Linked DNA regions of Homo sapiens: region 1 is linked to region 2. A link is a contact called in ENCODE Hi-C or POLR2A ChIA-PET data. All regions are on one chromosome and are shown on one strand. Each heading gives the region's core, a stretch centred on a gene start or an enhancer-like site at or near the end of the contact. The rest is flanking DNA. Distances are from core to core; before and after follow the strand shown. Region 1 holds the start of ZNF786 (zinc finger protein 786). Region 2 holds the start of ZNF777 (zinc finger protein 777).

Region 1 (3,415 bases), core at 401-2,900, 370 kb after region 2:
TACTAAAATACAAAAAATTAGCCGGGCATGGTGGCGCGTGCCTGTAGTCCCAGCTACTCGGGAGGCTGCGGCAGGAGAATAGCTTGAACCCGGGAGGCGGAGGTTGCAGTGAGCCGACATCCCACCACTGCACTCCAGCCTGGCGACAGAGCAAGACTCTGTCTCAAAAAAAAAAAAAAAAAAAAAAAAAAAAAAGCCAGGCGCGGTGGCTCACGCCTGTAATCCCAACACTTGGGGAGGCCGAGGCAGGTAGATCACAAGGTCAGGAGTTTGAGGCCAGCCTGACCAACATGGTGAAACCTCGTCTCTACTAAAAATACAAAAATTAGCCGGGCGTGGTGGCAAATGCCTGTAATCCCAGCTACTCGGGAGGCTGAGGCAGGAGAATTGCTTGAATCCAGGAGACAGAGGTTGCAGTGAGCCGAGATTGCGCCACAGCACTCCAGCCTGGGTGACAAGAGTGAGACTTTGTCTCCAAAAAAAAAAAATTGTACTGTATAACAGTTGTAAAAATAAAAAACGTTAAACAGTAAGGTGCATGTACATTTCACGATTCTGTGGCAAACACAGATGCGTATATGCTCCTCAGCCTACGCAGGGACTATTTTATTTCTTATGCACATCCTCTCCAAACTACACACTTTTCCTTTGCTACTTCAGCCTGACACCTAAGACATGACTAAGACAGAATGCGAGGTTGATTTTCTGGAGACAATCGCCACCCCCTTCCTCGCCCTCTCTCCTTTCTGTCTCTTCCTGGTTTCCCCACCTCTCCCCTGTTCTTGCGTTCTCGTGTTTCTCACGCCCTGTGTCATGGCCTCCTCCGTCTTCTCCTCCTACTCTGTCTCTGTCTCCTGCCGGGGCCCGGGGTGCCCGACCGCAGCCTTGGGCCACCCTGAGTCCCTGCAGGCGGCCCTGAGGCCGGGGTGGCTTCCGCATGGGGTCTCTGCCCAAGGCCGTTCTCTGCTAAGGAAGGAGCGTGGCCGCCCGGGGAGCCCGGAGGGCTCTAGACCCACGGCGACCGGACCTGGTGGGCGGACCCCGCCTCCGCGTCCCCGGCGGGACAAGCATGGGGCCCCCACGGCCTCCGCGCCCCCGGCGGGACGGATGCCCCGGGCCACCGCGGGCAGCGCGCGCCCCCCACCCACTTTCCGGCCTCGCTGGATTCCCGGGACCCCCTCACAGACGAAGCCTGTCTCGGGGGCGGCTTTGGGAGGAACCGCACCGGAGGTTCCCCTCTCGCTGCCTCTCAGTCTGGGTTTCTGTGGAGCGCGTCTCCCTGTCCCTGTCCCTGATCTCTCCCTGTCCCTGTCCCTGATCTCTCCATGTCCTGCCCCTCCGTTTCCCCTCCGGCCAGCTCCTCAGCTTGTCTCTGACCGCTTCCCTCCCCAGATCCCGGGAATCCGAGGGTCCCTCAAAGACCGGCGTGCTGCGGCCTGCTCTGAGGGCGCCCGGGCCCCTGGGTCCCTCCTCTGAGGACCGACGCTCAGGCAGCGCCGCTTCTTCCTCCCGCAGGAGGCGCTGTAGGACTGAGCGGCAGCCGCGGCCGGGCGCCGGGTCCCAGCATGCACCGCGCCCGGCCGGCGCTGCGTTTGGGGGCCACCCGGGCTGTGCGTGGGAGTCGGGTTGGGGCGGAGCGGAGGGGAGTCAGTGCGCAGCAGGGCAGGTTCCTGCGGAGCCGCCGGAGACGGTCGGGTTTGCCAGGGCCGGGCGGGACCGCGGGGACCATGGCGGAGCCGCCTCGGGTAAGCGGGCTAGCCTGTTTGGACGCCCGGTTTCGGGGTCGTGGTGGGTCCTCGGGTTCCGGGCTCGCCCGTGTCCTGGGGTCCCCGTGAGTGCGCGCGGTGCACGGGTAGGACGGAGTCTGCAGGCTGCTTCTGCTGGGGATGTGGATTCCGGGCCCTGCGGTGAGCAGGTGGCCTCCGCTCCCGCGGCTTGTCCGTGGCCAAACCCCTGGACAAAGCCGAGCGTGGACCGAGGCCGACCTAGGAGCGGGGCGGAGCCTGGGCGAGGATGCCGGGCGGACGGGGAGCGGACGGTGGAAAGGATAGAAAGGTTTGGGGCCAGAGGTGGATGTTACAGGTCAACCAGTTTTACATCATAGTCACCGAAATCAGAACAACTGTTCCAAAAAGTTTAAGATTCCGAATGGTTGAAATGGTGTTTGGCGGGGGCTTCAATGTCAGAATTTATTGTCTAGCGTGATTTGGGTTGAGTGTAAGATGATACGTTGGGAAGAGTAGAAGAGGATACAAAAAATTAAGTTAGTGGTTTCTTAAAATCGAGGTTTAGAGGGTATTTTTATCTTGTAAACTTTAATGTTGAGGATTTTTGCTGATTATTAAATGAATTAGGCCGGGCGCGGTGGCTCACGCCTGTAATCCCAGCACTTTGGGAGGCCGAGGCGGGTGGATCACGTGAGGTCGGGAGTTCGAGACCAGCCTGGCCAACATGGTGAAACCCCAACTCTACTAAAAATACAAAAAATTAGCCTGGCATGATGGCGGGCGCCTGTAATCCCAGCTACTCGGGAGGCTCAGGCAGGAGAATTGTTTGAACCCGGGAGACGGAGGTTGCAGTGAGCCGAGACTGCACCATTGCACTCCAGCCTGGGCAACAAGAGCGAAACTCCGTCTCCAAAAATATATACATACCTATATATATGGGGAAAGGATATAAACAGCCAAATCACAGACCTGAAAATAAATTATTAATGAGTAAAAGAATGGATTTTAAAACTTGTGACATTCAGGCCAGGCGCCGTGGTTTACGCCTGTAATCCCAGCACTTTGAGAGGCCGAGGTGGGCAGATCACTTGACGTCAGGAGTTCAAGACCAGCCTGGCCAACATGGCGAAAAACTGTCTCTACTAAAAAATACGAAAATTAGCTGAGTGTGGTGGCGGACGCCTGTAATCCCAGCTCCTCGGGAGGCTGAGGTAGGGAGAATTGCTTGAACTCGGGAGGTGGAGGTTGCAGCGAACTGAGATGGCGCCACTGCACTCCAGCCTGGGCGACAGAGCGAGACTCTATCTCAAAAACAAACAAACTTGTGACATTCAGACGGTGGAACACTATACAAAATTAAAATAAATTAGCTACATATATGATCAACAGGGCCGGGCGTGGTGGCTCACGCCTCTAATCCCAGCACTTTGGGAGGCCAAGGCGGGCGGATCACGAGATCAGGAGATCGAGACCATCCTAGCTAACACGGTGAAACCCCGTCTCTACTAAAAATACAAAAACAAAAATTAGCTGGGCGTGTGGGCGGGAGCCTGTAGTCCCAGCTGCTCGGGAGGCTGAGGCGGGAGAACCCGGGAGGCGGAGCTTGCAGCGAGCCGAGATCGCGCCACTGCACTCCAGCCTGGGCGACAGAGCAAGACTCTGTCTCCAAAAAAAAAAAAAAAAGAAAC
Region 2 (3,772 bases), core at 1,185-3,684:
TCTCCTGCCTCAGCCTCCAGAGTAGCTGGGACTACAGGCGCCCGCCACCATGCCCAGCTAGTTTTTGTATTTTTAGTAGAGATGGGGTTTCACCATGTTGGCCAGGCTGGTCTCGAACTCCTGACCTCAGGTGATCCACCTGCCTCGGCCTCCCAAAGTGCTAGGATTACAGGCATGAGCCACCATGCCCGACTGAAATGTTTTATATCTTGATGGCAGGTATGGAGTACTTAAGTCTTTGCATTTGTCAAAGCTAGAAAAGCCATAAACTTGAAATCTGTGCATTACACTGCATATAAATAATACTTTAAATAATTTTAATGTTTGTGCAACACTTACCATGAAACATGTTAAAAGACAGGCTGGGAGAAGATATTTGCCATCTGCCCATCTAACAAGGTATTGTGGAGATTATATACATAAACATAAAATGTATGCTAACAACAGTATAAAAGATGGTAGGGATAACCTGTTGTAAGGTTATCACACCATATGTGAAGTGGCATAATTTATGTAGACTGTTAGAAAATTAAAGATGTATATTGTAAAACTGAGGACAACCATTTAAAATTATATGTAACTAGTAAGAGAATGGTGAAAAATAGAAATTACTAAGAAATAGAATACTAATATAAAAATAGAATTAAAAAAAAAAACCTCAACCTCAAAGCAGGCAGTTGGGGAGAGAGAGAGAGAGAGAGAGAGGTATCACTGAACACCTGGAACACACAGAAAATAACTAGTAAGATGGTAGATTTAAATGCAATCGTATTAGTAATCACATTAAATGTTTGGTGATATGATTAAGATCCAGAATAGATTTTTAATGAAATACCTATAAGCCAATAAGAAAAAGATCTCACAACAGAAACATTGGCAAATGATATGAAGAGGAAATTCACAGAGGAAGAAACCAAATGTCAGTAAACATGAAAAGATGTCCAACTTCATTAATCAGGGAAATACAAATACAAATTAAAATAATGAGCTACCATTTCACAGTCATCATGTCGGCAAACGTTCTGAGTCCATTATCAGTAAGTATGAGCCAGGATGGGGAAAGAGAAAATCACACGATAGTGGGTGTGTAAGTAGGCACCATCCCTTCAGTGAGCAGTTCGGGAAGCCGGGGAAAGATGAAGGTGCTCTTGCCATCCAGAGTCCCATGTCTAGGCGTCTCTAGAGACGCACTTTAGCAGTGCACAATGAGACATGCATGCAGATGTCGCTGGCAGCAGGTTTGTTCTCATTCCTCTAGGGGGAATGGAACGTAAACTGTAGTTTATGTATTCAATGAAATACTATATTGTGGGTAAAATGAATGAACCAGATATTCTTGTTTAAACATGTCTGTATCTCAAAAACAAAATGACCCATGGAAAAAAGCAAGTTGCAACAGGATAGGGACTGGATAATATCATTCACATAAAATGTAAAAATACCAAAACCAGTAGTGTGCATTGTTTACGAATGCACACATGTTAGTTAATGCATAAAGACCTGGGTGAGAACTCTAGCCTCCGGGAAGGGAGGGGACAGGATGCATAGCTCTGGCCTTACCTCTATCTGTAACTTTCCTTTTTTTTGTTTTTTGAGACGGAGTCTTGATCTGTCCCCTAGGCTGGAGTGCAGTGGGGCGATCTCGGCTCACTGCAACCTCTGCCTCCCGGGTTCAAGAGATTCTCCTGCCTCAGCCTCCCAAGTAGCTGGGACTACAGGGCCGCGCCACCACGTCCAGCTAATTTTGGTATTTTTAGTAGAGACAGGGTTTCATCACGTTAGCCAGGTTGGTCTCGATCTCTTGACCTCGTGATCTGCCCACCTCAGCCTCCCAAAGTGCTGGGATTACAGGCATGAGCCACCACGTCTGGCCATAACTTTCCATTATCTGAGCTGCCAGCATACTGAGTCCTGTTGCCTTCCAAGACCAGCTCCACTCCTGGGGTTCCATTAGGTAAACACAATGTCCTCTGCTCCCCCCCGCCGTCTTCCCTCACTTAAGTTAGTTCCAGTTGGGCTTCATCGCTAGTAACCAGGACGCCTGCCTATAGTTTCTTCTTTTTTTTTCCTTTTCAATTCATCCCCAGTTCTCGCCACCTCGTAGGTATTCAATTAATACATGTTTAAGTGGACCTGTCCAGGAAGGGGAGTTCTCAACTCTAAGCTCCTGCATTTCTTTTGGGACTTCTCATGGTTACAAAGAGCATTCATTCATACTGTGACTGAGGGTAAACAAGTCGCTGCCCACTCGGCCTCAGTTTCCTCCTAAATGACCCGTCTGGCCACTTCCAGCCCCAGCAGGGTCTGATTCTAGGAATTCGGTCCTTTCATGTCGAAAACAACACTCGGGCATTTCACAAAAGCACCCAACCCCCTGGCTCCCCTTGGAAGCACAGCCCGCGTCCCTGGAACCCGGGCTGCACTGAGCTGGTCACATGAACTCCGGGCTTTCTCTGGTGTGACGGGTTTCTTAGATCCCTTTGTGAGCGCAGGTTTTGAAAGGGAACGACCCCGGGTTCTGGGTGTGAGAGGCGCAGGGGATCGGCGGGAGGAAGGCTGTCGGAGCCAATCAAGCCGCCTCCAGACCCCAGCACGTCGCCTGGGCTGCGCGCTCCGACTGCGCCTCCGCCCGCGCGCCTCCCGGCCTCGCCCGAGGGTGCCTGGGCAGGCGAGGACCCCAGGTGAGAGGCCGGAGGGTCCTGGAGGGTGGGAGGCCCCGGCGGTTCGGCCCGGGCTCCACGACGGGCTGGCCCGGGCTCAGGGCGTGTCCGTCGCCGCCGGGCGGCTCGCTCGACACTGTTCGCTCCTACCGGCTGTAGATGGAGCTGTCTGGGTTCCGGCAGCCTCCGACGAGCCTCGGAGTGTTTCTCTTTAAACGGCCTGAGAGGGACATGCCTCCCAGGATGCAGTTTGTAGCAACATGGCAGCTGCTGTGCAGCTCCCCTGCTAAAGAGGCGCCGGGACGGCAGCGCAGCTCGCAGCCGGGGCCGGGGCCGGAGCTGGGGTCCCAGCCGCGGCCGCAGAGGGGCGGCGCGCGGGCCGGGGGCCGCCGTTGAGGGCCGGGGCCCAGCTCGCCGCCGGGACGCAGCCGGCCGGGCCGCCCGCACAGCCGCGCGCCCAGCTCCGACGCCGCCGCTCGGGCTCCGCGACCCCGCGCCCGCTCGCCCCGCGCGCCCCGAGCAGGCCGGGGCCCGACGGCCGCGCGCGAGCCCCGGCGGGGAAGACAGGGCTGGGCCGGCGCCGCCTGCGGAGAGCGCCGGGCGGCCGGGCCTGCGTGGGGCCGCGCGCAGTAGCGGCGGCGGCAGTAGCGGCGGCGACTCCGGGGGCCCGGGCCGGACAGCGCAGGGCCATGGCCGAGGCGGCCCCGGCTCCTGTGAGGGCGGCCCGCGCGCGCACGGACGCGCGGCCTCGGGGCCCCGGGGACGGCCTGCGTGTCCCGGGCTCGGCGGCCCGGCCTGGGATCTCGGTAAGGGGCAGAAACGCTACGACGTTGGCGCGGGGGGTGGGGGCGCCCTGGAGGGGGCCCGCGCGTCTTGACCCGGGCGGTGGGGGAGGGCTACGGGCCTCGCCGCCGTCCGTGCGAGGGAGGCTGCTCTCACGCCCGGCCCGGCACACACGCGGCCCCGAGGTGGGGCGCCCGGAGGCGCGCTCGCTCCCTGCGGGGCCCGCGCTGCGTCCGTCGGGGTAGCCGCCGGCACGTTTTCCGCAGAGCTCGGCCCCGCGGAGCCTTCCCCGGCCCGGGCGCGGCGCTGACGCGGCTCTCCCATTTCGC

Evidence for each region. Hi-C counts contacts between places; a loop is a spot of excess contacts on that map. ChIA-PET counts read pairs that join two places held with the same protein, here RNA polymerase II (POLR2A). Pooled maps may share reads with other maps.
Region 1: a loop to region 2 is called in a map of naive thymus-derived CD4-positive, alpha-beta T cell, with 12 times the contacts of the local background. The contact joins the promoter of ZNF786 here to the promoter of ZNF777 in region 2. A Hi-C loop is called at or near these places in 1 of 168 maps with a recorded cell type or tissue (naive thymus-derived CD4-positive, alpha-beta T cell), 1 of 37 single-sample maps with no recorded cell type and 10 of 50 pooled maps. POLR2A ChIA-PET finds 5 or more read pairs at or near these places in 1 of 52 experiments (naive thymus-derived CD8-positive, alpha-beta T cell).

What each region holds. Positions count from the first base shown.
Region 1 is chr7:149,088,953-149,092,367 of GRCh38, reverse strand. ZNF786 (zinc finger protein 786) reads left to right here and starts at 1,650. Exons shown (of 4, transcript NM_152411.4): 1 at 1,650-1,745. The coding sequence starts at 1,728. RefSeq lists silencers at 799-1,288, 1,409-1,708.
Region 2 is chr7:149,459,724-149,463,495 of GRCh38, reverse strand. ZNF777 (zinc finger protein 777) reads left to right here and starts at 2,434. Exons shown (of 6, transcript NM_015694.3): 1 at 2,434-2,681. RefSeq lists silencers at 2,454-2,793, 2,964-3,033, 3,324-3,403, 3,414-3,772.